2 separate regions of the Mus musculus genome follow, and region 2 is linked to region 1. A link is a loop called in an ENCODE intact Hi-C map of the cell type or tissue named here. Cell type or tissue: gastrocnemius. All regions are shown on one strand. Each heading gives the region's core, and the rest is flanking DNA. Links, peaks and the distances in the headings are about the cores only. Region 1 overlaps Herc1 (HECT and RLD domain containing E3 ubiquitin protein ligase family member 1). Region 2 overlaps Herc1 (HECT and RLD domain containing E3 ubiquitin protein ligase family member 1).

Evidence for each region. Hi-C counts contacts between places; a loop is a spot of excess contacts. Peaks named below come from ENCODE experiments on the same cell type or tissue, not always from the same donor. Only the 100,000 strongest peaks of a DNase experiment are listed, where the experiment ranks them.
Region 2: it touches region 1 in a loop (2.9-fold over the local background); 5 of 42 quality-filtered maps call a loop at or near these places.

What each region holds. Positions count from the first base shown.
Region 1 is chr9:66,388,972-66,404,369 of GRCm38, reverse strand. It overlaps Herc1 (HECT and RLD domain containing E3 ubiquitin protein ligase family member 1), which reads right to left. Exons shown (of 78, transcript NM_145617.3): 8 at 12,883-13,010; 9 at 9,566-9,710; 10 at 9,271-9,442; 11 at 7,600-7,734; 12 at 6,952-7,117; 13 at 6,407-6,532; 14 at 4,891-5,112; 15 at 4,450-4,602; 16 at 4,191-4,323; 17 at 1,655-1,846. Among named protein-coding and RNA genes, the nearest start is that of Gm30447, 43 kb to the right of the region's middle. In gastrocnemius, for the core only: no CTCF peak of the experiment used is centred there; no DNase peak of the experiment used is centred there; H3K27ac peaks cover 785 bases.
Region 2 is chr9:66,479,648-66,495,045 of GRCm38, reverse strand. Herc1 (HECT and RLD domain containing E3 ubiquitin protein ligase family member 1) reads right to left here. Exons shown (of 78, transcript NM_145617.3): 60 at 14,011-14,184; 61 at 12,949-13,242; 62 at 11,324-11,389; 63 at 11,043-11,168; 64 at 10,009-10,147; 65 at 8,798-8,979; 66 at 7,967-8,122; 67 at 6,975-7,097; 68 at 5,614-5,716; 69 at 2,919-3,088; 70 at 1,752-1,890. Among named protein-coding and RNA genes, the nearest start is that of Fbxl22, 27 kb to the left of the region's middle. In gastrocnemius, for the core only: no CTCF peak of the experiment used is centred there; no DNase peak of the experiment used is centred there; H3K27ac peaks cover 1,094 bases.

The DNA.
Region 1 (15,398 bases), core at 2,337-10,336:
AAGCTGGAGTAGCCATTCTAATATAGAACAAAATGGACTCAACAGAAACAGATGTATAAAAGTTAGGGTCATAGACAGATGCACTTAGCACTTAAAATGAGCAGAATGCATAGAAACACTTATCTAGGACCAGGTGGCTATTCTGGGGCTCTTGTGGTTCCATATCAAATTGAGGATTTTCTTTCTATTTATGTGAAGAATGAGATGAGGATGTTGATTGTGATTTCATTGAATCAGTAAATTGTTTTGGTAGAAGGTCTTATTTCATAATGTTAATTCTACCAAGCTATACACTTGGGAGGTCTTCAAATTCTAGTATGTTTCTTCATCTCTTTCTTCACACATTTAAAGTTTTCATTGTAGACGGTTTTTACCTCTTTTGTTATGTATATTCTAAATATTTGATTTGAGAAACTGGGAAGAGGAGTGTGTCCATGATCTCTTTCTCAGCATGCTTGTTACTCATATGTATTAAGACTGGTAAATTTTGTAAGTCAATTATGTATCATAAAACTTTGCTGAAATTATTGATAATTTCTACAATTTTTCTAGTCAAATTTTGGAGTATAAGATAATTATAATCTTCAATTGAAAATAATTTGATTTAATATTTTCCCATTTGTATTTAGGATGATATTGGCCATGAGTTGTCATACATAATCTATATTATGTTGGAATATGTTTCCTACAGCCCTACTTGTTCTGGGGCTTTTATTAAGAATGCATGTTGACTTTTTTTTTTTTGCTTCCATTGAGATGATCATATGATTCCTGTATATTTGTCCATGTATTTTGTTTATTACATTTATTTCTTATATGTTAAAAAAATAAAAAGTAAAATCAATATTAAAAAAAAACTAAAAAATGGATTAGAGATTACTATACCTAAAAATGCTACAATGTTATATAGTTTTATACACTGGTAATTAGCCCAGGGTAAATACACCTTGAGTTTTAAAGGATGCCTATATGACCTGATTATTACTATTTATAAGTGGCTGTGAAATGAATCATGAATGGCAAAGTTTTAAGTACAACAAGTGTATTCTGAAAGTGTATTAGGTCCAATCTCCTGAAAACTCAGATTCCTAATAGGAAGTATTAAAACTAATAAACTTTCACAGAATTCCTGCTTTTAAAAAAAAGTCAAATGCACTAACAAGATACTTTCTCAATCTCTATTTTAAAATTCAGCCAGTTGTCTATATATCCAAACAAAATAAGAAATATGTTACTATCAAATAGATTTTAAAATTATACTATTTATGACATAAAATGTTTAAATCGAATATAGTGATCCACTGATTATAAATGTATTATTTTAAATACCTCAAAGGAAAAAGGTAATGCTGACTAAAGTATAACACAATTTTGCTACTGTTTTAAGACACATCTTAATTTCAATCATTTCAAACTCTGAAGAACAAAAAGTCTTAGAACCACTGGCCCTAAAGATGCTTTTTGTAATGTCCAAAAACAACTTTCTTAGCTGCTGGATGTCAGTTGCCCACTTCAGACTGTTCACTCTTAGACAATATCACATCTTTTTGATCACATGAAACACCCATATTGTTGGGAATGGTTTTATTTGAGATATGGAAGAAGAACAATCTTTCTCAAGAGCATTGTTTAACTTCTTATTGCCAGTACTTACCATGAAGAGGCCACTGTAATTCTTGGTCTTCTAAAAGAGCAGCAGCTGGCAGGAGTCTATTAAGGCAATCAAGAGGTGGCAAGAGGTCGAGGAGGTAACTCAATAAAGGACGAGCCACTGACACCGGGAGTAACAGTAGGGAGTTAACAATCTGGCAGAGCATACTGCCTGCAGCTGACACATAGATCACATCTATGAAGAGCAAGAATGCAAGGTAAATCAGTTACCTCAAAAAAGCCTAAATACTTCTTCAGTTTGGAAAGAGTAAACAAATTCAATAACTTTTTGTTCAATACCTACCTGATATCATGTCATGTTAGTATTTACTATCAAAATAACACCTACAGACAGATACTTTGTAGAAAAGCAAACTTACCTTGCATGCCAACAAACTCAAAACACAGAAACTCTTTTCTTAAGATACATTATAATACCACATCCACTAATTTATCCCCACTTTTAAATTCAGAGTACCTACAACAGACTAAATGCTATTCTAGGTGCAGACACAGCCATGACCAAAGCAGCCAAAACTTTCCATCTTCCTATGATGCTAACATTCTAATAAGGCAAGTTTTAAAATAATTTTCAAATTAAGATCATCATAAAATATCTGCCCTTTCATTTTAGGGATTACTTTCCAATCAAATTTGTTCCATTATTGCACTGTACTCAGGGAAAGGAGGAACATTTAGAAGTGAGCTCAGTCTGAATGGACAATAAATTTGCATTGCATACATAACAGACAAACCAGAGTAATAAATAATAGTCTTGGTTTCTCAGCTGATTTCTCTTTCTTTTTTCTCTTTTTTTCCTCTTTCTCCCGTTTTCCTTCTTTTTTTAGGTATTTTCTTCATTTACATTTCCAATGCTATTCCAAAAGTCCCCCATGCCCTCTCCCCCACTTCCCTACCCACCCACTCCCACTTCTTGGCCCTGGCGTTCCCCTGTACTGAGGCAGATAAAGTTTGTATGACCAATGGGCCTCTCTTTCCACTGATGGCCGACTAGGCCATCTTCTGATACATATGCAGCTAGAGACACGAGCTCTGGGGGTACTGGTTAGTTCATATTGTTGTTCCACCTATAGGGTTGCAGACCCCTTTAGCTCCTTGGGTACTTTCTCGAGGTTCTCCACTGGGGGCCCTGTGATCCATCCAATAGCTGACTGTGAGCATCCACTTCTGTGTTTGCTAGGCCCCGACATAGCCTCACAAGAGACAGCTGTATCAGGGTCCTTTCAGCAAAATCTTGCTAGTGTATGCAATGGTGTCAGCGTTTGGAGGCTGATTATGGGATGGATCCCCAGGTATGGCAGTCTCTAGATGGTCCATCCTTTCTTCTCAGCTCCAAACTTTGTCTCTGTAACTCCTTCCATGGGTGTTTGTTCCCAATTCTAAGAAGGGGCAAAGTGTCCACACTTTGGTCTTCGTTCTTCTTGAGTTTCATGTGTTTTGCAAATTGTATCTTGGGTACTCTAAGTTTCTGGACTAATATCCACTTATCAGTGAGTACATATCATGTGAGTTCTTTCGTGACTGGGTTACCTCATTCAGGATGATGCCCTCCAGGTCCATCCATTTGCCTAGGAATTTCATAAATTCATTCTTTTTAATAGCTGAGTAGTACTCCATTGTGTAAATGTACCACACTGGTAAGAAGGACACATGTTCCACTATGTTCATAGCAGCCTTATTTATAATATCCAGAAGCTGGAAAGAACCCAGATGTCCCTCAACAGAGGAATGGATACAGAAAATGTGGTACATTTACACAATGGAGTACTACTTTTTTTAAGAGAAAAACTACAGAGATCAACAAGAAAACGTTCAATAGGCAACTAGAGGAGCTCTGGTGCCCAGGAAAATCCTCAGCTAGGTGAAAACATAGAAACACATGCATGGTGGTTAAAGACAATTAAACTAGATGAGCCTATTCAGAATGGAAAGAGAATTAAAAGCAAAATTTAGAGGATCCATCCCAATGCAGAAGGGAATATCCAATGTAAGAAAGGACAAATCCTTCAAGAAGTCACAGAAAATCACTGGTCAAGATGGGTAAAAAGAAAGCCCATGGGAGAAGGTACTTCAAGAAGGAAATTGAACAGGGTGTGGTAACAACCCCACAACCTTTGGTGGATCACTGAGTCAGAAGGATTGCTTTGAGATTGAGAACAACATATTCTACAGCAGAAGACCCTGTCTTGAAAAAATGGAAGGAAGGCAGAATACTGTCAAAATAGGCAGTAAATAAAAATGTTACTTTATATCATAAATTAACTGTTTGAGTTTATATCACCTAATGCCTTCAAGTTATATCTATATATCTATTGAGATAATTAGACCTTTATCCTTTAAGATCAATCACTGCTACATCACCCCTAAACCAAGATGAAAGTAAACAATGAATACAAATGAAACTCAGGATTATTTCTCCTCCACACAAAGATTATCAGGCCCTCTTGATGTTTTGGAAAAGTTCGATGACTCTTGCTTTATAACCACTGGTTAAATGTGAAAGTCAACATCAAACTCACCTCTCAATTTTTCTCCAACACTGCCATTCCAAGGACTTTCTTTAAGCAAATTTGCGGAACGTGAATAAATATCTGTGGCATGAGGCAGCAAAAGCTGAAGATGTTTATGAAGCAATGCCACACTGCTTGAGTTCTGCAAAGAAAAAAAATCCCTAAATTACTATTCTGAAATATCCAAAGTACAAAAATAATATGATATCCCCAACTATCTGAGCTGTATGTTCCTAGTAGAGCATCATGAAAAGCATAGAATTCATACCTCAGTAACATTATTAATGTGGCAAAAAGCAAGCAGTTGTTTCTGTAATGAACACAGTAGTTCATGAAGATGAGCAGGCTGACTGTTCTCTGAAGATGATGTTCCAAGAAGATATTTATCACTATTCTTTTCCAGCTCTCCAAATGCTTGATCCTAAAATTACACATAATGAAGATTATATTTTAAGTATGTTTAGAAAACTATTTTTATGTTTATTCTTCTTTATTACATGAGAAACACTTGATAAAATTTTAACATGTCATTTTATAATTTTAAGTTACATATTACTTGGCCACCACAGTATTTCAGATCTGACATGTTTCTATCTTTGGAGAAGGAAATCTAAAATTTTATTTATATTGCTTAAATGTTACAATACTTTGACCTAAAAAGATCCTTACCCCTTTATTCTTTTCTTAATATATTGAAAAAGCAAGGTACCGTATAAAACCCTAAATTTCTTAAGAGAGTCTTCATTAAAATTTCGGCCAGATGAGTGTCTGGATGGCAGATCTGAGAACCATATGGTTGGTCTGACAGGTTTCCATATCCCATGCACACAGTCGAAAGGTCAGCAGCATCGGAAGGTGAGCTATAGCCAAGAAGGGAGGCTACATGGGTATGATCTTGTAAACTTGTCAGAATTATATCCAGTTGCATTCTCTAAACAACAATGAAAAAGAAACATATAACTAGGATAACATGCATTAGAAGAAAATTTCGGACAAAAACTATACTATGTTAATTAATCCACTTACTTGTTTGATAAACAACCTTTAAGTATATAAACATTTTTAAAATAAATCTTTTAAAGATTTATTTATTTTATGTATATAAATATACTGTAGCTATCTTCAGACGACACACCAGAAGAAGGCATCAGATCTCATTACAGATGGTTATAAGCCACCGTAGTTGATGGAATTTGAACTCAGGACCACTGGAAGAACAGTTAGTGCTCTTAACCACTGAGCCATCTCTCCAGTCCATAAATATTTTTTTAAGATCTATTTATTTATATGAGCACACTGTAGTTGTCTTCAGACACACCAAAAGAGGGCATCACATCCCATTACAGATGGTTGTAAGCCACCAGGTGGTTGCTAGGAATTGAACTCAGGACTTCTGGAAGAGCAGTCAGTATTCTTAACCACTGAGCAATCTCTCTAGCCCAGGAAGTATATAATTATAAAAAAAAAAACTATTCAGACAGTACCATTTGGAAAAATGTAACAAATTTTTAATCTCATCTTTTATGATGAACAGCTAAAATTCTAGCTAAAATAATGTAAATAATTTAAGTACTATAAGTAGGCATCAGTAGAAAACTCCAATAGATAAATTATATTCATGTTATTCTACAAAAATATTGATGAAAATTGCTTATTCTATTGTTTGAAAGAAATCACTTGTAATTTGAACTATGCAAAATACTTACTGAAAAGCATCTTGGACATTATACTGCCAGTAAATACCATGCTTCTCCTCCAATCTATAGCTCTAAAATTAACTCTTCTACTTAGAACAGCAAAGCATTTATTTTCATGTGCTTAAAACAATAAAAATTAAAAATAAGCATACTCACATCTCAAATACTTTTTGCTAATGACCTTTTCCTTTTCAGATATGCACCTCTAGGCATCGGACTAACAGCGGTAACACAAGACTGATTTTAACTCAGTACTTACAATAAAAGAAGGGTATCTGGCTTGACACCATAATCAACACTAAAAAAATGAATCATGACTCTAAGAATAGACTCCGAGTTAACCTTGTAAATTATCATATGCATCATTTCAGGTCATTAGACATCCAACAATTCTTCCAACATACAATATCAAATAGTCAGGATGCACCGCAACTAGCAAGCATATTTGTGAAAAGACTTGTTTGCTTTATTTTCCTCTCAGTCCTATTTCCTGTGCTATGAATGGTATATCTACATGCAAAGGCTTACCTGTCCTTTGGATAAGCTTTCCCATCTATCAGGTCCTTGGGGTAAAAGAGAATGAAGTAATTCCATCCGTTCTCTTAATGGAGGTAACAGCATGGTTGCTCCAACTGAGAGTGTTTCAATTACCACCTAATATCCAAAAGCAAAGAAAAAAGGGGGGGGGGAAAGGGAGAGGGGGAGGCAGAGGGGGGAGTAGGAGGGGAGGGAGAGAGATCAGCCCAGATCTTCTCTTTCTAAAAGCAACATATGAAAAGTGAGTGCACTAACTTCTGGGATTACACAAGTCTAAAGGTGCCATGTGAGAACCAAAAGCATGTAAATCTTTTTTTATTTAGAGGGTTTAAGGACATGATGGCTCACACCTTTAATCCAGCATTTGATAGGCAGAAGCAGCAGGGTCTCTGAGTTCAAGGCTAGCCTGGTCTACAGTGTTCCAGGACAGCCAGAGCTACACAGAGAAACCCTGCAAACCCTGCAATTGAAAGTATCTAGTATACTTCTGAATATCATCCAGCTATGGCTTCAGGCCACAGATTCAGTTCTCTTACCTCTTGGATTTCATCTGGGACAGTTGAATCCATCAGCCTGAAGAGCAAATTTCGAAGTGGACCTGCCTGTCTCCCAAGAATACTGGTAGCTACCCCTCCCGCCAGGGCCAGAGCAAGGTGATTTGAAAGCAACTTCAGGCACAGCTTAAGAAAATTATGGTGTTCCCTGAAACAAAACAAGAAGCATAAAAGTAAATATAATATAATATAATATAATATAATATAATATAATATAATATAATATACAGTTTAAGGAACTTTTTTTTTTTTTTTTTTGGCTGTTCGAGACAGTTTCTCTGTGCAGTCCTGGCTGTCCTGGAAATCACTCTGTAGACTAGGCTGGCCTCTAACTCAGAAATCCACCTGGCTCTGCCTCCCAGGTGCTGGGATTAAAGGCATGCGCCACCACTGCCCGGAAGAACATATTTTTCTCTTTAAAAATTGTCAAGTGATGACCAATGATAAATTTTAAAATATCATTTCTGAAATTATATATAACCTTTAAATATCACAAAGTTATTAATAAAGTTTAGTTCTTTTCTAGCTTACAAAGAAGACTCATGTAATTTGGAGAAAAACAAAAAAGAATAAATAAAATTTTGAAAAGAGTAATTAATACGTATGAATGCATAAGTATCTACAACATACCTTGATGAAGGGAAAGGCAGTGGGGGAATCTCACTGTTTATTTTATCACAGTATCTCTCAAGAAAAGATCGCAGATGTGAGAAGGTACTCTCTTCAAGATCTACACAATAAGGCCTGTGCCATGCAACAACTTGTCTAGAAGGAAGCATAAGAAAAGTATCCAACAGCCTTATAATGAAACTTCTACACATAATCAAAAATAAAAAACAAGATCTAGTGGGGAAGAACAAAACAAAACTAAACAGCTTCCTTGATCTAAAAGTATAACAACTAGGTTTTCAGGGGTTTTTGTTTTGTTTTTCTTTTTCTTTTTTTTCTTTTTTTTTTTTTTTTTTTGTTATTTTTCAATAATCTGTTTTGTTTTACAAAGAAATCCAACCAAACAAGCAATGAAGTTAAACAAATGTTTTAAATCAATAAAGCCTAGTTCTGAATTTAGTTCATTTCCTCTTAATATGAAGATATTAAACTGTATATGTGATATTACACATGTGTTCACGTGTGTGCACGTGCATGTTGGGGTGCAGGTCTACATGTGTGGAGAGCAGAAACTGATGACCAGTGTCTTCCTCAGTTGCTCTCTACCTTATTTTTGGAGACAAAACCTTTCACTGAACCTAGAGCTCATTATTTTGGGACTAGAGACTGAACTCAAGTCCTCATACTTGTCAGGCAAACAATTTACTGACTCAGCCATCTCCTCAGCTTAGTACTTAACTTTTAAATCATTCTCTAAAGATAGAGAATTCAAAATGAGAAGACAATCAAGTATCTTAAATACAGCTTCTTCATTTTGAAATATATGTGACCTCAATATACATGAAAGGAAATCTACATGTTATTTCTATTGCAACAGAGTCAACATTAGAAATTATATATACTTTAAATAGCATATATATTAGTTAATCTTAAAATCACATTAAATTTTATTCTACATTTAGTAATACTCTTGTAGGGTTGCATATAAACTGTTCTGCCAATAGACTCATGTGTGGAAGGCTTGGTCTAAGCTAGTAGATACAATATCGAAATGAGGTGAGCTGTTCTGCTGTACCACGATGTTCTGACTGACTTCAGACCAAGGCAATGGAGCCAGAAGATGTTAGACTGACACATGTAAGCCAAAGTAAATCTTTTCCCCTTTAAGGTATTTATATAATTTGTTAACGTAGGCAAAGATATTAACACAATTACCTATATGAAAAAAAAATTTTGACAACTCTAAATGACTTTAAATTAACTTGAGTATGTATACATGGAAGCTTTGTCTGTGAAGAGGCACTGTTTACTTTTCACATGTATAATTTTACAAAACAAAGAAATCTTAAGATAAAACCAATACCCACTCCCAATAACCCTGACACAGACATGATACGTTACCATGAAGAGCAGTAGAGTAGTATGTATGTACCTTATTCTTATTGTAGAGATCTGTATGTGTTATTCTGTTAAACATGGGATCAATATACTTACTATCAAAATCTGCACTATTTAGAAATTAATTTTAATATATTATCATTATTATTATTATTATTAAATTTAATTATTTATCTTCTGAAGTACACTGTGTGATACTGACTTGATTTTAGGACATTCAAAGTCCTAAATAGAGAACAATATATATTTAAAAAAGAAAAAAAGTGCAAGCATATTTAAGTATATAGCACTTACCTGTCCCTAGGGAGAGCAGTCCATGCCAAACTATGTGATGTTCCAGCTGAGATCTGCTGAATAGCTATGCCATCTAAGCCACTCACTTTCTTTGGTTTAGTAATAGGACCTGTTGAATTTCCCTGGCCACATTGTCCCATGGAGTTATTGCCCCAGGCATAAACTTCATTATCTAAAAATAAGACATAAAGTATAAAACTTAAATTTAAATGTAACACATTTACAAAAAATAATAATTGGTAATTGGCTACAAAGATGCTACTTAAAATACTAAAACAAACAAACATGACTTTACCATGAGAAAGAGACAAACAATGACTATCTCCAATTGAAATATCAACTATTCTTGTGGCAGCCAATTCTTCAATGAGCTTGGGTCTCAAAGCAGTAGCTTCTGAAGAACCACAACCTAGACAAGCCCCACAGCCCCAAGCATAAACCTGAAACGACAGAAATACAAAACACATAAATTCCGAAAATAAGTAGACTATTAACTAAAATTATCAAGTTGTGGTACCTTCCTGGTATTAAAATAATATTTAGTGTTTTAATCATTTTAAAGATGGTCATTGTACTCTCAGAAGACTAATAAACAAGACAGCTGTAAAGCAAACATACCAGAGGTTAGCTGCCTCATGTGATTATCCCCACCCCTCCTCTCCAATTATCTCTAAAATACACACATAAAAAATGGAAATATTAAACCATTAGCACACCCAAGAAAATTAATAGTAATTACTTCTTAGCAAATTATCTGCACCTTGTTTGTTTCATTAAAAAAAAAAAAAAAAAAAAAAAAAAAAAGCCAGGCTATGATTGTGCACACCTTTAATCCTAGCACACAGAAGGCAAAGGAAAGCAGTTCTCTGTAAGTTCAAGGCCTGTCTGGTCTACAGAGTTCCAAACCATGTCTGGAGCATTCCCCCAGCTTCCCCCAAAAAGAAAAAGGTCACTATCATTTATTGTACTATTTTTAAACACCCAGTGTATAAACAGATGAGCAGCGAGATAAAAATAAACTGGTCACAGGTAAAATGAAATAAAGACAGGAGAGTCTCTGCTAAAGTTACCACTAACTGGCTTGCACTTGGCAAAAATCTAAGCAATTATGGAAATAATACCTTAAAACTTCTAGTTATTACCAGATGATGGTGGCACAGGCCTTTAATCTCTGTACTTGAGAGGCAAAAGAAGGCAGATCTCTGAGTCTAAGGCCAGCCTCTATAGAGTAAGTTCTAGGACTGCCAGGGCTACACAGAAACCTTTGTCTCAAAAGAAACAAAACACACAACAACAAAACTTCCATTTACATGTTTCTTACATGGTAGACGAGAACAAGGAATGATTAAAATTGATAACATGAATCACAAAACTGATCTTAATTATCACATATGAAGAATATGTGAATTGGAAGTCAAGATAGCTCCGCTGACCATCTTTGTTACTAATAACAAAATGACTAATGATTGACTTAGCTGTCCAGGACAAGATGCATGAAGAGAAGAGGGAGGTGAAAGGAGGAATGTCTAACAATAAGGTAATGCAGCAAATCAGCAAACCGAACCACTTCCTCTTTCCACTGGCTTTGATAAAATTCTACACACGCTTTTCTTTATGCCACAAAGGCTTTTTATGGTTATTATTTTTGTTTTATCTTCAAATTATTTTAGATAAGACTAGTACGGTCAGGTTAGATTTCTTCTTCAAAAGAAGACCATATATCCATACCAGTTATCAGAAAACGAAATTAAGTACAGAATATAAAAGAACTCCAGCACAGCAAAAGCCTATTCAAACAAAGATTAGGAACTAAACATGGAAGGAGATATTACTAAGACTCTAAGTGACTCTGTGGTGGTCTAACTAGGTATAGGGCCATAAACTCATGTGTTTGAAAGCTTGCGTGGCCCATGAGGATTGGCACTATTAGGAGGTGTGGTCTTGTTGAAGGAAGTATGTCACTGTGGGAGGAGGCTTGAAGGTCTCCTAAGTTCAAGTTTCACCCAATATGAAACGGTCTCCTTCTGCTGCCTTTGGACCAAGATGTAGAACTTTCAGATTCTTCTCTAGCAACATGTCTGCCTGGAGCTACCATGCTTCCCACCATGATGATAATGGACTAAACCTCTGACTGTAAGCCAGCCCATATTAAATCCTTTCCTTTATAAAAGATCACTTGGTCATGGTGTCTCCTTACAGCATTGGAAACCCAAACAAAGACAGACTCAAAGTCCAATACAGCACTGGTATTCAGTAAGGCCCTCTGAGTTTTCTTTCAAATATTTTTAGCTGAGCACTAGATTAAGAACATTTGTAGCTCAGTTGGTACACAACTTGCTTAGCATCTAAAATTCCCAGATTTGATCCTTAAAACTATAACACACACCCAAACAAAAATTACTTGTCTTGCATTTTAGGCATTATATCATGCCATATAAAAATAAATTACCTTCACGTAAACTTAAGAGCTACATTTAGCGGAAAAATAGCACTGAGTAGGCCTGAAGGAACTGAGACAAATGGATTGAAATGCTCCACAGGTATAACAGTAGACAGAATGGCTCATCAAAGTATTTCTTCCTCTTTATTTCTGTAAACATACACACTGGACTTCATATAGCTTAATATGGCCATGATACACAATTTCCTTTGGAATATAACAGATTTACTGTTAAATAATTATCATATACAACCATCTGGTACACAAAACAAATTATTTCCTCTCTCATAAAATGGAAGTATATGACACTGAAAGGAGGTCTGAGATTTGCTTGTGGATATAATCAAGTGAGCACTTGCTGATTTCAATCCATGGATTCTTACTACAAAACCAACTAGGAGGAACACATGAAAGATCATGTATTTATACTAGAATATTAAAGTATGCAATTGACTCTACAATAGAATAAAATGAATAGTTTGTGTTAAGTTTTTCAGCATATGGAATACTCGAGTCTTTCAAAAAATAACTAAGTTAAATGTGAATTTCAGCTTTGCTGATCATCTACATTAGCCTAACATACAATGGACTCCTACATTCAAGCCCAAAGTGGCTGATAAACTCAAGGATATCAGCCTGGTCCTCTTTGGTACTACTACTTTCCATCTGAAGGTGTTCTCTTTACCATCTTTTTGAACATCTTTTTTAGTTCCTATCACTGTCCCCTCAAGTTTTTGTTTTGTGCCCCCTACTTTTCTTTAACAGGAAGGAGCTCTGAGGATCCTTGATGATTTGGGTGTGAGGGTTATAGGATTCTAAGCACTAAATGAATTTATTTATTTTATCGACTTACTTCAAAGAGCAGGGTGCTAAAAAAGAATGTATCTAGATCACATAAGCAGGTAAGAAAACCTGGCTCATCTTCATCTATTATATTTGAAACAAAATTAAGTATTTTTTTCTCAATATGTTGTCTTAAAATCTTTTTCTTAGCTGGGCAGTGGTAGCACACAGCTTTTATCACAGCCCTTAGGAGGCACAGGCAGGAAGGTCTTTATGAGTTCCAGGCCAGCCAGGTCTACAGAGTGAATTCAAAGACAAACAAGACTAAAAAGTTCTCTTTTACCTAGTCCACTGAAATACTCTTATGTATGTTTATTCCTTCGTCTTACCTGCCCTGTTGATGTCAAAGCAAGTGAAGATTGGCTCCCAGCACAGACTTTGCGAATAAACATTCCTTGTAAAGCTTCAATAACTTTAGGTTTATATACTCTGTTGGTATCACCATGGCCAAGTTTGCCTACATACATGGAAAAAAACAAAAAAAAAAAACAAAAAAACAACAACATTTTTTAAGTTAGGCAACTTAAGTCCATTCTTCTTTCTTCAGCACTGAATTTAATAAAGTACTTTAATTTTTATAGCAATGACCTGACAGACTTAGAAACCTGTAAGTTCCTGATAGCAGAAGACATTAACAAATGAACATGTCTGTTTCAAGAAAGTTAACAATCAATAACTAATAGCCATTTGTGTCTTATGCTCATTCAATAAAAGCTATTTTAAAAAGATACAAAATAATTTTCTTTATCCCCCTTTAACCATATTTCTAACTTTTTCCTCTTTTAGAATTAAAAAAACTTTTAAAGGTGTGTGTGTGTGTGTGTGTGTGTGTGTGTGTGTGTGTGTGTGTGTTTGAACATGTACATGTGAATTTCCAGAGAGTCCAGATGAGGGTGTGGGATCTGTGACAGATGGTTGTGAGTTGCTTGATATGGGTGCTAGGAACCAAACTCCAAACCACTAAAAGAGCAGCAAATGCTCTAATCCATTGAGCCATCTCACCAGTGCCTGCATTTCTACCTTTAAATGGTTTGACACGCTAACCAGGAATTGTAACACAGGCTTATAACTCTACTACTCAAAAAGCAAAGTCAGAAAAAGAGCTGCAAGTCTAATGTTATACAGCTAGACCCTGTCTAGGGAGGGAGTGAGAGAGGAAGAGGAAGACAGAAAGAGAAAGAGAAAGAGAAAGAGAAAGAGAAAGAGAAAGAGAAAGAGAAAGAGAAAGAGAAAGAGAAAGAGAAAGAGAAAGAGAAAGAGAAAGAGAAAGAGAAAGAGAAAGAGAGGCAAAAGTTTGCTAGGCGTGGTGGCACAAGCCTTTAATCCCAGACAGAGGCAGGCAGATTTCTGAGTTCGAGGCCAGCCTGGTCTGCAGAGTGAGTTCCAGGACAGCCAGGGCTGCACAGAGAAACCCTGTCTCAAAAAAAACAAAAAAAAAAAAGGCAAAAGTTTGAGGGCAGCATGGTCTACAGAGAAAGGGATATATATTAAGACCTTGATTCAAAAAGAAAAAAGTGTTGACAGTTCACAGTTTTAATTTTTAAAAAGTTAAAGATTCAATAGTTCATAAGACAGAAAATGTAGACAATTACTAAAAGGGAAGGAAAATGGCTAACATATCAATGCAACCCCACCAGAAATTAACAAAATGTAAATTAAATTATATTACTTTCATTACATAAATTACATTTTAAGTTATCATTTTTTTGTTTGGTTTAGTTTTTCTTTATTGAGACAAGTTCTTGATACCCTGTAACTTTCAAATCCTCTTGCCTCAGCCTTGAAAATCTAGGAACAGCAAGAGAACACTATCACACCTGGCTAAAATTATCTAATTTTCAATACCTAGTATTTTTGATCTCTGTTTACACTGCTGACAGAGTAACAATTAAAGTGGGCAAAGATCTGCTCACTCATGAGGTAGGTTTCTTTTGTCTATCTTACTGACAGCCTTACTGTACTCCCACTTGGTTTGGGGCAGGGAGTTTAACATTGAGGGAAACAAAACTACTAGGGGACATCTTGTTACTCAAAAACGAGAAACTTAAGTTATAAATTGTCCTACAGATAAATATAAGAGTACTCTGGGCCTTTTTAAAACTTTGTATAGGGACATATTTACTGATATCCATAAAATATTGCTATATTACAGACAACAAATTATAAAAGTAATACATATAAGCTATACAGGCCTACTTTGGCTTTTAAAAAAAGGCATGCGAGGATGTGGAGAAAGAGGAACACTCCTCCACTGTTGGTGGGATTGCAAGCTTGTACAACCACTCTGGAAATCAGTCTGGCGGTTTCTCAGAAAATTGGACATGGTACTACCGCTATTGGATGGATCACAGGGCCCCCAATGGAGGAGCTAGAGAAAATACCCAAGGAGCTAAAGTGATCTGCAACACTATAGGTGGAACAACATTATGAACTAACCAGTTCCCCGGAGCTCTTGACTCTAGCTGCATATGTATCAAAAGATGGCCTAGTCGGCCATCACTGGAAAGAGAGGCCCATTGGACTTGCAAACTTTATATGCCCCAGTACAGGGGAAGGCCAGAGCCAAAAAGTGGGAGTGGGTGGATAGGGGAGTGGGGGGGGGGGGGGTATGGGGGACTTTTGGGATAGCATTGGAAATGTAAATGAAGAAAATACCTAATGAAAAAAAATTTTTTTAAAGACATGCATAATGCACATATATTTAGAAATCTGTCTACCAATGTGTTAACAATAGTTAAAGAACTATTGTAACAATGAAAGAAATAATTTACTTTTATGTCTGTTCATCTACATTTGAGATTTTCTATACTAGGTATACATACTTGAAAAGGATTTTTTTTCTTCA
Region 2 (15,398 bases), core at 2,860-10,859, 90 kb before region 1:
TTTAATCCCAGCACTCGGGAGGCAGAGGCAGGCGGATTTCTCAGTTCGAGGCCAGCCTGGTCTACAGAGTGAATTCCAGGACAGCCAGGGCTACACAGAGAAACCCTGTCTTAAAAACAAAAACAAAAACAAAAACAAAAAACAAAAACCCCAAGAGAGAGAGAGAGGGAGAGAGAGAGACAGAGAGAGAGAGAGAGAGAGAGAGAGAGAGAAAGAGTTGGGGGAGAGGGTAAGTTCTTCCTTTCCTATTCAGTAATTGCCAATCTCATATTAACGATGCAAATGAGACCAGGTATTCATCTCCTTGGTGAGAGTTAGTCCTTAAGAAAAAAAATATCTCTGAGGAGTCTTCCCCAAGGATTTGCTGTGAAAGTAGGGAGGTAAGAAAAATGGAGGGGACCTCTAAGCACTCAGTCACACATGGCTTCAGAAATTCTAGGACCTTAGGCACCAGAGGCTAGCAAGTAGAAGATGAGGGCTTGGACAAGAAGTAACACAAATATGGGAATGATACAATTAAGGAAATGACTACAGTTGCAGGAAATGAAAGATAGAGCCAACCAGAGGGTCTTATTAAAGGAGACAACTGCATTTGTTTTTGTGTATGCACGTATGTGCAATGAAAAGGTCATTCCTCAGGATGACTATCCACCTTGTTTTTGGAGACAGGGTCTTCTTCCATTGGCCAGGAGCTTGTTGATCAGGCCAGGTTGGCTAGCCAGTGAGCCCCAGGGTTTGCCTGTCTATGCCTTCTTAGCACTGGGATTACAAATTTGTGCCAACACTCTTGGCTTCCTTGTGGATGTTTGGACTCAAATACTGGTCCTTATGCTTGTGTGGTATTTTGCTGAGTAAGCTTTTTCCTCAGTCCTGCCATATATTTTCAAGTCTTTTAAAAAAATGACTATAATGATTTTGTAATACTTAAAGAAATGTTAAAACTAGAGGCAGTCACTATTCATATTTTATGATGGAATAAACTGGCAGTAACTAGACTTGTATTGAGTCACTGAATAAACATCTTTTTGCTAATGGCTACTGGAGTGACAAATATAACACCTCAGAGCTTTTATTTTATTTCGTTAGTTTTTCAACACAGGGTTTTCCTATGAGGCCATGGCTGTCCTGGAATTTGCTCTGTAGGCTTGGCTGTCCTAGACTGCTTCCTGAGTGCTGGGATTAACGATGTGAAGCACCTCCACCCAGCTCTCCTCAGTTCCTTTGTGATAGTAAGTCTTGCAAAGCAACTGCCATCTTTTTATTGGTGTGTTTTGAGAAAGGGTTTTCCTACCAGCCCTAGCTGACCTACAACTTTCTATGTAGATGAGGCTGGGCTGGAATTCACATAGATCCCTTTGCCTCTGCCTTCCAAGTGCTGGGATTAAAGTTGGATCAGGATGGCCAGTTCTATTTGCTACCTTTTTATCGATACAGGTATATTTATACTTACCTATATAAGTGTATGTATACTTAGTAGAAGCTCTAATTTAATTAATTCTTGTTTGCCTAAAAAACATGCTGATTTCTTTGAGGACTGAGAGAAAGAGAGGGCATGAAGTTTGGCTATATACTGAAGTCTGCAGAAGAAATGCATGATATGAAATATTTATGGTGCTTGTAGCAAAAAGAATACTCCAAGCCTTGATGCATTTTAGACATGTTGGATGCAGTGAGAACTGCAAGCAGATAGAGCATCACGACACGACTGAAAGTAGAAGAGCAGCTGGAAGAGCACAAATGGTCCGTCTCACCTGGTGCTCTTGGTGGGACTGGTGGGGCTGTCCATGCAGCACTGTGGCAACGGCCCGCTGAAATCTGGCGGATGTTTTTCCCTTGCAGAACTGTTACCAGGGTTGGTTCTCGAACGTGGTTGGTGTGGCCTAGGCCAAGCTAAGAATAAAAAAGCAAATGCACAGAGATTGAAGAAGCAGAAGGCAGGCCAATGAAATCTATTAACATCTGAGTCATGCATCAACTTCAATAACGAATAAATTCAGCCGGGTGTGGTGGCGCATGCCTTTAATCCCAGCACTTGGGTGGCAGAGGCAGGTGGATTTCTGAGTTCCAGGCCAGCCTGGTCTACAGAGTGAGTTCCAGGACAGCCAGGGCTACACAGAGAAACCCTGTCTGGAAAAACAAAAACAAACAAACAAACAAACAAACGAATGAATAAATTCTGATTTCTCTATCACAGTAGTAGTCCTTATAAGTTTAGACTGTCCCCTAAAAGCATTAGTCTTAACAACTGGTCACACTCTTGAATTCTTGGAAGAGGTATCTTGGAAAGGGTAGGAGTTCTTGTTAAGTGAAAAAAGAAGGCTCTCCAGAACTCTTACTTAAGACACACTGGTTTCTGGGTACACAGATATAAAATATACATGGCTCCAATTCTCTGCTCTTAGCAGCAGCAGTTAAGTGTTCAACATCAAGGAAGATTTTGTCAAAACCTAACCAGGGAATTCCCCAAAGGCTCCTCACCATTGGTTCTCCTTTCATCAAGATTACTGCAACCACAACTTCCTGATCTGCTAATGCAGGTATGAGGAGAATGTAAATGCTCACTAAAACAACTTTGAATAAGAGGGTCTCTGATCTGAGATTATGGGAGGAAGTGAGGATGGCTCTGCTTGTGGGCTGAAAACCACTGTAGAAGCATCAGTCTCTCAGACATCTCCTACCAACGTCTCTCTTCCATATACAGATAGACAGAAGGACTAAGGACACAGACCTGAAGTCTTTTTACATTCTCTTCATTTTCATTCCTGCCCTTACTCCTGTGACTACAGGGGATGACAAGATTTCTTGCACAAGCAAAGGATTCTCTGAACACTAATATTTTAAAATACAAAGACACTCTTACAAATAAACAACACCGTCAGATTTCTAGAGTATGCAAGAGCAGCAAATATGCCATTTACCTGCCCTTCTGAATTGCTACCCCAGGCATAAACATCTCCAGTTGATGCCAAAGCAAGTGTGTGTTCAGCTCCAACAGCCACATCTTCAATGACCACTCCAGCCAGGACAGGGATTTGTTGGGGTCGATTATGATTACGAGCACGTCCCTCAGGCAAGCCTATCAATCGGTCTGGAAGAATAGCAAGAGGAAGTGTTATAGATGGCACCCTGAAGTTTGTGTTCTGTAAGAAACCATTAACTTCTTGCCTTAGAATGACAATCATGCAGGACCCTGATATAGCTGTCTCTTGTGAGGCTATGCCAGTGCCTGGCAAATACATAAGTGGATACTCACAGTCATCTATTGGATGGAACACAGGGCCCCTAATGAAGGAGCTAGAGAAAATACCCAAGGAGCTAAAGGGGTCTGCAAGCCTATATGAGGAACAACAATATGAACTAACCAGTACCCCCCAGAGATATATCTCTAGTTATATATGTAGCAGAGGATGGCCTAGTCAGGCATCAGTGGAAGGAGAGGCCCTTGGTCTTGCGAAGATCATATGCCCCAGTACAGGGGAATGCCAGGGCCAGGAAGCAGGAGTGGGTGGGTTGGGGAGCAGGGCAGGGGGATGGTATAGGGGGCTTTGGGGATAGCATTTGAAATGTAAATGAAGAAAATATCTAATTAAAAAAAGTGTTTTAATACACACACACACACACAAAAGAATGACAATCATGTACACAACATGGTGCAAAAACCTGCTATTCCAGCAAAATACACTAAATTTTAAGTAACAAGTCTGAGGCTATTCCTGTATGAAATGTTAGTCTTTTTATTTATATAGAAAATTAAAACTAAAGTCAGTAAGTCAAGGCAAGAGGGTTTTTCAATACTCTCATATTAAAAGGACTGACACATGTTCAACAAGGCCTTCAAGTTTCTTGTGTTCTTAAAAAGAATGACATTCAACCTGTTTTAGCTCAAATTTCTACCCCACCTCTCTCTTTACCCTTGTTGCTCAATAACCTCCAGGTCCATTAGGCATGGCATCCGACATCTGACCTCAATTTGTACAGCTGCCCTAAAACTTCCCCTCAAAACCTTGAGTTGACTCCTGTCTGGTTGCTGCAGTGGCCTCTCAGATTCTGGCCATAATAATCATGACACATAATTGTCTGAAAATATGGCCTGAGCTCTCCCAGGTCCCTGGAGACTCTTCATTATCCTTGCTAATATTCTATTCAAAATCTTCCGTGCTAACATTCCCTAGAATTCTACTCTGTTCTTCACTCTACATGTTTTCTGGGATTCTTAAATCAATGACTAAACCTATTACCTATTACCACTGTGTAATCAGTATCCTAACCTAGATACGCATACCGAATCCCTTTGGAGTCCTAGATACAAATTCCCAATGACCTGTTGGAGATCTCCATACGTATATCTAGAACAGAAGTCCCTATATGGTGGCTATGATTTGGACATAAAACGGTCCTAAAAGCTTATGTGTTGAAGCTATGGATCCAAACTAATAGTGCTACTGAGAGGATGCTAATTTCATCAATGGATTCGTCCACAGCTGAATGGTTACTAAGAAGTCAGACCTGGTTAGAAGAAGTAGTATCATTGGAGGAATATCATTGTTTTTTTCTTATATTTATTTATTTAAAAATATTATTTATTTTCATTTTATGTACATGTTTGAGTGCCTGCACGTATGCCTGGTGCCCATGGAGACTAGAGGAGCGTGTTGAATGCCCTGGAATCAGAGTAGAGATGGTTGTGAACCACATGGGGTACATGCTTGGAACCAAAGGCAGGCTCTCTAAAGAAGCACCAAGTGCTATTAACCACTGAGTCATCTTTCCAGACCTTTATTTATTTGCTGCTGCCTCTTCTTCTCCTCCTCTTGTGTGTGTGTGCACACATACAAGCCAAACTATATATGTAAAGGTTAGATTATTTTTCCTTTTCCACATGTGAATTCCACAATGGAACTCAGGTCTTACGCTCGGCAGCAAGTGTCTTTATACAGAGAGGCATCTTGCCAGACTGGAGGCATGTGTTGGAAAGATTATCTTGTCTCTAACCTTTTCCCCTTTCTCTGCCTCATATCTATCACAAGGTGACTAGCTTTGTTCAGCCATTCTCTTCTCTCAAGAGAATCTGTTTCTTCATGAACCCAGGAGCAATGGGACCATAAAACTACAGACTAACTCCTCGGCATCTGTAAAACAGAACTACACACAGATCCTTCTGCATCCATAAAACAACCACCTTTCTTCCATTCTGTCAGACCCTTTGTCATACCAAGGAAAAAGCAAACTCACACAATAACTACAGCAAGTTCCTTCCCTCCTGAGCCAGCTCTTTCCTTACTCAGAGGACTCAGTGCTCTGACAAGGGAGAAACTCTAGTCACAGTTGACTTCATCTCTCACACTGCCCTCACACAGCTCTCCATCTCTACAGCCTGACAGCAGCAGAGAGGAGGAGGTAGAGCTCTTGTCAGCCATTCTTTCATCAAGGGTGAAGGCTCTCACTTGAGAGTTAATGGAGAGGAATTTGTCCCTGAAAACAAATTCATCAAATAGGAGCACAGAGTAGCAAGAGAACAAGGATAACACCACTCAGAACTCTGTATGGACCTAGAAGGCAAACATTTTATAATATACACGTATAGAAAGTGATGTAGGTGGGAAGATATCTTACCTTGACCAAAAGTGTACACATGACCATCTTTAGTCAAAGCCACAGAAAACTGAGTTCCACAAGCAACCTTTTTAATTCCAATTCCACAGAGGACATCAACTTTCTGTGAAATAAAAGTATAAAGTATATGTTTGAAAGGGAAAAAAAAACAAACAAACAAGCAAAAATATCTCTTAAACTTTCCTACTGGCATTTATAACATCAAATACTGTCTTCAATAAAAAGGGCAATTGTTACTGATTTATTTTACACAAGTCATATTCCTAGAGACTCTTTTCCCCTACTGCTCTGGTCAGTAACTGTGTGAGAGAGAATGCAAGTGTCAGGAAGTCTGGTTAATGTCCTTGGGAACCCATGAAGTGGAAGCATTCCACTGAGTAACAGAAACCAAAGAAAACCATGACCTTTTAAAACAACATTGCAAGCTCCTGTGAGACCACAAGCAGCTTCCCATCAGTTTGCTTTGCTTTTAGCTTTCCCAGGTGGTAACAGCTGTCTTCTACATTCCCCACAGATGAAGTTGAAGTTGTCTGCTTTTTTGCACTCCTATTGAATATTCATCAAAGCAACTATTAACTTGTCACAGACTATATATGATAGTAAACTGAAGTTGAAAACAAAGTTATAAATTATGTCATGCTATTTAAATATGTAAGGAAATTAAATATGTAAGGAAAACCCATGCAGCAAGGCTGCACAGGAGGTCTGCAGAACAAAGAAACCTAAAATGTGAAGTACAGTTCCTAGTTAATTTTATAAGCACTTATTTTTCTATATATTTTTGAAAGATGCACAATTCATTGGTAACATGCTGAAACAGCAGCTGCAGGCTACTCTGCCCATGGATCCCTCCCATAAGGACCTGGGAGGTGCCTCTTCTTTACATGGGACACAGTCATACAGCACTTAGCATCTGCAGAGACCAAAGTTTATCCTTGTGGGATGTTTACATCCATTTAACCTTAGTAATGGTTTTTTAAAAGTCATGATCTAGGGGGCTGGTGAGATGGCTCAGTGGGTAGGAGCACCCGACTGCTCTTCCGAAGGTCCAGAGTTCGGATCCCAGCAACCACATGGTGGCTCACAACCATCTGTGACAAGATCTGACTCCCTCTTCTGGAGTGTCTGAAGACGGCTACAGTGTACTTACATATAATAAATAAATAAATCTTTAAAAAAAAAAAAAAAAAAGTCATGATCTAGAGTGTTGGATATTTGAGAATAAGCAAATGAAGGCCTTAAGCCTTCATTATAAATTATAAAAATGTTCAAGCTAAAGCATTTCCAATGTAAAAGAGGTACTGATATAAGCAAAACCTAATTTCTGTTGTATAAAAACTGATATTCAAGGCATAACTGACCTGAGGAGAAGACTTTGCTGTGGAATTTCCTAGGCCCAGTTTACCATAGTCTCCATCTCCAAAGGCCCACACCATGGAGCCATCTGCTGACACTGCCAAGGTGTGGTTCAGCCCACAGGCCACCTGTAGGAACAATGGAGGGCTCAGTGAGCAGATCCTCTCACCTCTCACAAGCTGTTTCCACGTTTCTCTCTTCTTAACTGAAAAATGTTATGTGTTGTTTCCCAAGATTCTTCCTGGTTTTGGTAATGGCTTCGAAGGTTAACCCAAACACATCAAGTACAATTCCCAAGATTCCTAAATAATTCGTTTTTACTTTTTTTCAAAGTAAAATCCTTCAAGCATCTGTAGCTAACTAAGAACATAAAAGTAGAAAAGTCATATACCTCAGAAATACTCATTTACAACAGAGGCTGTCTCAGCCATGACATAGGGAAGTCAAGACATCTTACCCATTATTGAGAAACACTTACAATGTCTTTATGCAGATGGAAAAATCCAGTTATACAACTCAACACTGACACACAGGAACAACAGAAACGTTGTACTGTGTAAAGGCAGCTTTGTGTTGGTGTTGTTGCTTCTGTTTGCTTGCTTGTTTGAGATGCGATGCTGATAAATAGGCTAAGCTTGAACTCTATCTAGATCTGCCTGCTTTGGCCTTTCAAATGTTGGTATTACAGGTATGTGCCACCACGCCCAGCTTTTAAAAAAACTTTATATAGCAAGTTGTTGGTAGTAATTTATGGATGGTATTTTGTTGTTGTTGTTGTTTTTGTTTTGTTTTGTTTTTTTTAAACAGTCACATCCAAAAGTTAGGGGACAAAAATGTGAATTTTTCACACTGGGAAAAAGTCATGAAATTATAAAGTATGTGAACCAAAAGGTACAGAGGTTAAATGCAACTAGTTAGTTCTGGTCTTTCTGACTAACAGAAGAATATCTAAGTAGAAACAGAAAAGGTAAGAAATTACTATCAACTAAAGCCATGCCTGTCCAATCTGATATCCCTCCAGCGCGGTCACTCTCTCTGGAAGTTTTTTGTTAGAGGTGTTTCCAAGACCCAGACGGCCATAGTCACCGTTCCCAAAGGTAAAGAGTTTGCCATCCGATGTTACCACTGCTGAATGCTTGAAGCCACAAGACATCTAGGACAGAATCAAGTAGAAAAAAAGTTTGTAAGAAGATAGACTAGGAAAGAAGTCATTCTCTTTTGATTATGAATGCAGCTGACAAGTGAGGAGCAGGTAGTCTGTCCATCTATTAACACAGACCTCCTGACCTGCCTAGCAGGTTTAGAAAAACCAAATAGGCCCTGGAACAACTGTCATCACTCTTTTGGCTGTGTACACTGACAGACTAAAGGAAATAAATGAGTGGAAAATTTATAGTAAACTCTGTTGTGCTACGTGATTTTACAATATTATTTTAGATCACTAGCTGATCTAACAGACATGCACATCCCTTTCCAACAAAAAGGAGTTAAATGAAAACGTCCCCACTACCTACCAAGAACTGCAAGGTAGGACCTAATCCTCTAGAGCTTTTTCCAAGAGTATTCAGCATCCTATCTTGGACTAAGTCTGCTGGCTTGGGAAAGTTAAGTTCATTCTAATATTAAAACCTATTTAATTTCCAAAAAGCTCAGTAATGAGCTGAGCCGACATAGTGGAGCCAAAAATAGTGAGCCAAAAATAGTGGATCGCTTATACTACTGCCCCTGGAATCTGTTTTTATACTACTCCTGCTAGCTAAACTTCAGAATGTTATTTAATAATACTGTATTTAGATTCAAAGGCAAACTTATGAATGCTGTGCCTGACCTGTACCACTTCTTCTCCTTGTAAGGCCTCAATCTGCCTTGGTCGCCGCTGTCTGTCACTGTTTCCATGGCCAAGTTTGCCATAGTCCCCATCTCCCCAGCTAAAGACTTCACCACTTTCTGTCAAGGCCATTGAGTGCCCATCTGAGCCACAGGAAGTCACCAGCTGGGTCACCACAAAACCTAGAAGATAGCAGAAACACAAGAGGTCTCAAATGATAAATAGTCACTCTTGCAGCTACTAAGAAAATGCCCTAAGATTTGAAAAACATCAAAATGGTACTATAGAATAACAAACTTTTTAGAATTTTGAATCAAATTTATAGACATAACCTTGCATATCTGGGAGCAACCATGCAAAATGATGAAGAAAAGGAAGGACAGCCATTACAGTCACTAATGCTCAATCAGGATTATCAAATTTTTCCTTTCACACAGATCTAATGGCAGGCACTCCCATTTTCTACAGTTGCAGAGACTAAGTTGGAAAGTGGTGTGGTCGTTATGCAAGGTTTCAGAGCCAGGGGCCAGAGAGCAGAGGGAGGAACCCCGCCCGTGTTCCCCCCTACAATGCAGCATACTCTGACCCAGTTCTGCACAAATCTCCTGTGAACTTACTGGGAAGCCTTAGTAGAAGCATTTACATTCATGAACAAGTATGCTCACCCTACAGCCTATAGGCCAAATACATCTGAAGATAGCTATGGGTGTGGCCTAACACATTTGCAGAGGATATCATATCACAGTGTTCAAACGTTGAATGTCCCTTATTGTAAGCTTTGGGATCCAAGAGACCCCATAGCAGTTTTTATTGCTTCTTCCTCAAGTGACATAAAACTCTGCCAGATGCCCTTTAAACTCTTTAGCATAGTTGGAGATTTTCATTAAACTATTTTTTATGTTAGTAAAACACACACTTACACACACACATACACAACTACCTAATTATGGTTTAACAATTTAAAAAAATCTGCTTATAATTTTAAACATTTGGTTTCCTTTAATATCAAGTACATATACGCTGCCAGATGTTAGCTCTCCTTCTTGTGAAATAGCTTAAAATGTGGAAATTAAGGCTGTATATATTACCTAACTAGAACCCATGCAGAAGCAAACTCCATGTGTTCACTGAGTTGGGAAGTTCCAGTGGATGCACACACTCCTACAATCAGGTCACAATTTCTAACCTTTCTAAATTCAGGGCAGCCTCACCTTGTAGGGCTGAAATCACAGTCAGCACATGAAGGTCGTCTGAATTTCCTTGCCCTAATCTGCCATAACTTCCTTCCCCACAAGCCAACACTGTCCCATTGGCCTGGATGACAAAGGTACAGTTCTGACCACATATAACCTAGTATAAAACACATAATTAACAACATTACCCTTATTTGAGTCAGACATAATCAAGATACACTGTGTACATGCATGAAATTATTTAAGACTGAATAAAAACATTACCACTCCATTACCCTTATTGTTTATCTCTAACACATTTACGGACATTTTAGATGAGCCCATGCACCTGAGGGTATCTCTACCAGTTCTTTATTTCCTTTGTACCAAAGTAGAAAAACTGGCCTACATGTAGCTTCCCTGTAACCTTTGACTACTATGCTTCTGATTACAGTTAAAGCACATCAAGAGTCCCATCTGAATGAAATAAATCAGAACCATGAGATTTCAGCAAACTGTGCAGAGTTAAACAAGATAAGAGAAGAAAGAGGAAAGGATGTAGGAAGCTACTAAAGACTGGTGGAGAAAGAGGCAGAAATTGGAGGGGACACACACAGGGAAGAGCAGTGAACTCTGGGACAGCTTTAGGTAGAAGAGAATGCAAGTGAAATGAGTGGCTTCAAGGATGGTTTGGGAATACAGTACCATGCCTAGAAGATGAAGGGAGGGGCATCAATAAAGTCTAGCTAAAGATCCTAGGTAGATCATGGTTCCCAAAGAGCACAGTGATTAAGATTAGCTCAGCTTCCATAAATATACACTGCCCTGGCCTAATATATTGTGGTATTAATTCACTATACTTGGAAGCAAGAAAGTTATAGAAACTTCTTAATAAAATGTCTTAGGTATAATAAAAGCTTAGAAAGGTTTTATTTGGAGGCTACATATAAAATGAAGTTCTTTAATGATTCACCACAATAGACCAAAAAACTGACAAGATTCAACCCCAAATAAGTTGCTGAAAGCAACTAGAATTCTCACATTTCTTCTCTGTTCTTTACTCTGCTAGTTACCTGTTGGGCTTGTGAGAATGAAGGCGCTGTAGCTGGTACCATTACGTTTCTTCCAGCTTCGGCCAGCTGTCCATGCCTGCCAGCACCCCATAAGTAGACATCACATTTACCTCCCAGGTGCCAGTCCTAAAAAACCCATAGGCACCCAAAGTTAGGTTTATCCAGTTGCTCAAACAAATACATACAGAGCACCAGCATTTGACAACCTCTACAGAAACACATGCATCTACAATCAAAAGGCTGAATGAAACCCACCTCACAGCAATCTCATCTTTACTGACCTCAGGTCTGGAAGTTGCCCAAGACATAATTTGTTCATCCATGCCATTGATCCACTTGCTGTTATCCTGCAAGACAGAGCACACATCAGAAACAATGATGCTTTGCCAGGACTTGTCTGCTCGGTTACTGATAACATTTCCTTTCTAAAGAACATGGTGATATGACATGTCAGGAAGAGTTGTTCTTATTTTCTTGCTATGTTGCTCACGTCAGCTGCCTTTAAACTCTTGGGGTCAAAATTCTCTTGGTTTTTCCTTCTAGGAAGTTCGGGTTTAGAGGCATGTGTCATCCCACCCAGCAAGTTTGGTATCATCATAATTTCAAACATGCGTTTTTTTTTCATTCTAATATTGGCTTTTATTATACACACTTTCATTATCACTGTTGCCTAGGTTCAAAGGTAACCATTCGTGTTTACTGAGTACCAAGGGGTGTAAGGCCATGTACAAAATCTACTGCCTCCTTAGATTCTTTGACTAGTTTAGTGGGTAGGTCTTGTCATTGTTTTGGGCTTCAGTTTCCCTATCTGTAAGATGAAATTAGGCCCAAATGGGGTTCAGAAAGAGCTGTTGCACTCTACTCCACTCTATTCCATGTTACTGAATGTACTCCTCTCCAGTCTATTATTTGTATATGGTGCTGGGGACTGTGCATGTCAGGCACAACCCTATGGAAGTCATTTCTTTTTTTTTTTTTTTTTTTTTTAAAGATTTATTTATTTATTATATGTAAGTACACTGTAGCTGTCTTCAGACACTCCAGAAGAGGGCGTCAGATCTTGTTACAGATGGTTATGAGCCACCATGTGGTTGCTGGGATTTGAACTCCTGACCTTCGGGAGAGCAGTCGGGTGCTCTTACCCACTGAGCCATCTCACCAGCCCCCATGGAAGTCATTTCTTAATTAAAACATATATTCAGATGCCTTTCTTTAATTAATTTATCTGTTTTATGTTGTATTTACATTTTTATGTTCAAATTTTTGCATACATAAACCATAACTAAAGTTTGGTCAGGTGCTGGCTTGTATTGGCATTTTATGATCATCACCATTTTCTATGGGTAAACACTATCAACTACAGTAAAAAGAAATGACACACTGAATGCTCTTCTGTATTCTCACTTGATGCTGATTACTCTACATTTTAAGAGTGGACTAAATCAGAATTTCTATGTGGCATCAATCTCACAAAATGACCAGAGGAAAACTAAAAATGTGTATGATTAAGGTACTTAACAAGCACCTACAGACAAAGAAAACAGAAAAGCATGGAACTATGTATGGAGTCAATAGATTCAGAAAGGCTCTGTCATCAAGAGACTTGAACAGCCATCCACTAGAAAAGTATATTCAGCCAGGCGTGGTGGTGCATGCCTTTAATCCCAGCACTTGGGAGGCAGAGGCAGGCGGATTTCTGAGTTCGAGGCCAGCCTGGTCTACAAAGTGAGTTCCAGGACAGCCAGGGCTATACAGAGAAACCCTGTCTCAAAAAAACCACCAAAAACAAAACAAAACAAAAAAAGGTATATTCAGTCTATCTAAGGGCATGTTGCTAGTCACTGGCACACCAAGCAGCCATAACACAGTCTCTAAGACAACCAACAGCAGCTCGAGTTTTGCTTACCATGAGGAGCACTAGCTCATCCTCAGGAACAGGCTCTAGATCTGGGACAGTAAATGACTCTGGAAACTGCGCTCCGTTGGTGAGGGCCTCTGCAGCCTTGATAGTGGTTGAAAAGCATTCTAACCAGGCCCACTCATTGGGATTCCAGGATGTAGGGTCAGGGAGACAGTTCTGATGGTGTGGTGGCACTGGAGGGTTACACAACAGCTGATCCAGATGAAGTCCCACAGCAAGGGAAGCCAAACATTGCATGTAGGGGCTATGAACAAGCTGGTCACCACAAACTACATGAGGCTAAGAAAAAAACAAAAGAATGCCACATTCAAGAGGAGCCTGTGTCAGATACTCTGAGTAAGCTTATGTTGTGAAAGCTTATGGAACTAGTAAAGAGAATTGTGTATATTCTTTCCTCAATTTCCCTAACATCATATATATATACATATATATATATTTATGTATGTATTATATATAAATAAAACCTTGTATAATCATATCGCATTGATAAAAACTAAGTAACTTATCCTGGTATAACATTAGCTAAACTAGAGCTTTATTTGGTCTTATCACTGACAGCCTTTTTTTTTCCAGAATCTGATATGGGATCATATTAAACTGTGTCTTGTGTATTTTTTCTTGATTATGAACAAAATCACAAAGACCTTATTCCTTTCACATCACATTTCTTCCTTTACCCCAGGAAATCAAAGGTAAATCCCCTTTACAGCAGTCTTTAATCATGGCAGAACAAATCTATCACAGAGATCATGGACATTAAATCCAGGCATATTCTTCAGTTAAATTAACTGGATATAAAGTGAATAATTTATATGAAAAGGAATGTATCAACACTAAAAATTTTGGGATCACAGTTTCATTTTACTCGAGTGAAAATAAGGAATGGACTTAAGATTACTGAACAACCAACTGCTTTAGGTATAATGACTTTACTTCTGTACAGATAGCTTCACATATTTCCCTCAAACTTCATGTCCTTGGGTGGTTTGTGGAGGAGATTCCAATTCCAAAGCACTAAGTACTATGGGAGTGAGGGCCATGAGTTACCTTTTCATAGGCATATTGCTCTTGAAGCATCATGGGTAGCCGTTCCAGAAATGCTCTCATGCAGGGAGCCATGTTTAATCCCAGAACACCCTGTTGTTTCAGGGCTGTTCTACAAGTTGCTAAAATGTGATTGGCAGAAGCCCATTCTGCTGTGCAATTAACAACCAAAACATCCTGGTGGAAAATAAATCATGCCAGATGATTAATTTGTTTACATAAAAGATTAAAATCATGCCATCACCACAGAACCTGAGAAATTCTCTCCAGTAATTAGATTAAGTACTTTGTCTTTTTACATATTTTAAAATGTCTACAGAAATTTTAAAAATCCTAATTTTTGTCTAAGTAAAATGAGTAAATAAAACAATTTTAGAAAGTATAAACTACCTTAACATATTTTCTTTAAAAACAGTATCAATTATCTGCCAGTTCTCAGACTTGTAAGAAAAGGCATGGAGTATACTTCACATGTCTGACACGACTATAGGAATACTAGCAGAAATAAAAATAGTTGTTTCCTCAGGAACACAATGTAAAATTTCAGAACTGCCCTACTCTATGCAGCAGGCTTGGTGGCTATTTGTACTGCTTAGGGTGCTACACGCTATATTGCCAATCTTAAGAAGAACCTAGGATTGGTCAGTTTTTATTTTTACTTTTAGTAGTTCTATTCACATATGATCATAGCTTCTTTTAACACTATGTAAGTACATAAAATATAAATCAAACACCACATTGATCTTGATATCACATCAGACTTGCTAGCATTTTATTAGTATCTTAAATTTCAAAGCCATGATGTATTTTGGATATTTAAATGTCTTTGAATATTTTTTCATAGACTGTAGTCTCCCCTCCTCCAGCCTGAAACCTGCTTGCTCAGGGGTGGAGCTTCCTGCTCATTCGTTCTGCCACGCCCACTGCTGGAACCTGCCGCTTTGCTGTTTGGAGCCACACACGTGCTCACCTTTCTACTGGACCTGAGATTATTCGGCGGGAATCGGGTCCCCTCCCCCTTCCTTCATAACTGAGTGTCGCAACAGTAAAATTTGAGCTTAGATCAGAATAACTGTCTTGGCTACATTTCTTTCTCTCGCCACCTAGCCCCTCTTCTCTTCCAGGTTTCCAAAATGCCTTTCCAGGCTAGAACCCAGGTTGTGGTCTGCTGGCCGGACACAACAATAGACTATCCTTTTGAGACAGTATAATGGTATAAAAAATTATGTGATAAAATCAGAATCTACTTGTGTCTTCCAAGGGAAATAAAAAGGAGAAAAAATAATCAAGCATCTTCAGCAAAGCCCAAGTACAGCAGAAAGGGTATTAGGTAAGAAATGAGTATCCCTGGGTTCTAACTCCCTTCTACCATTAAATAGTTGCATTATCTT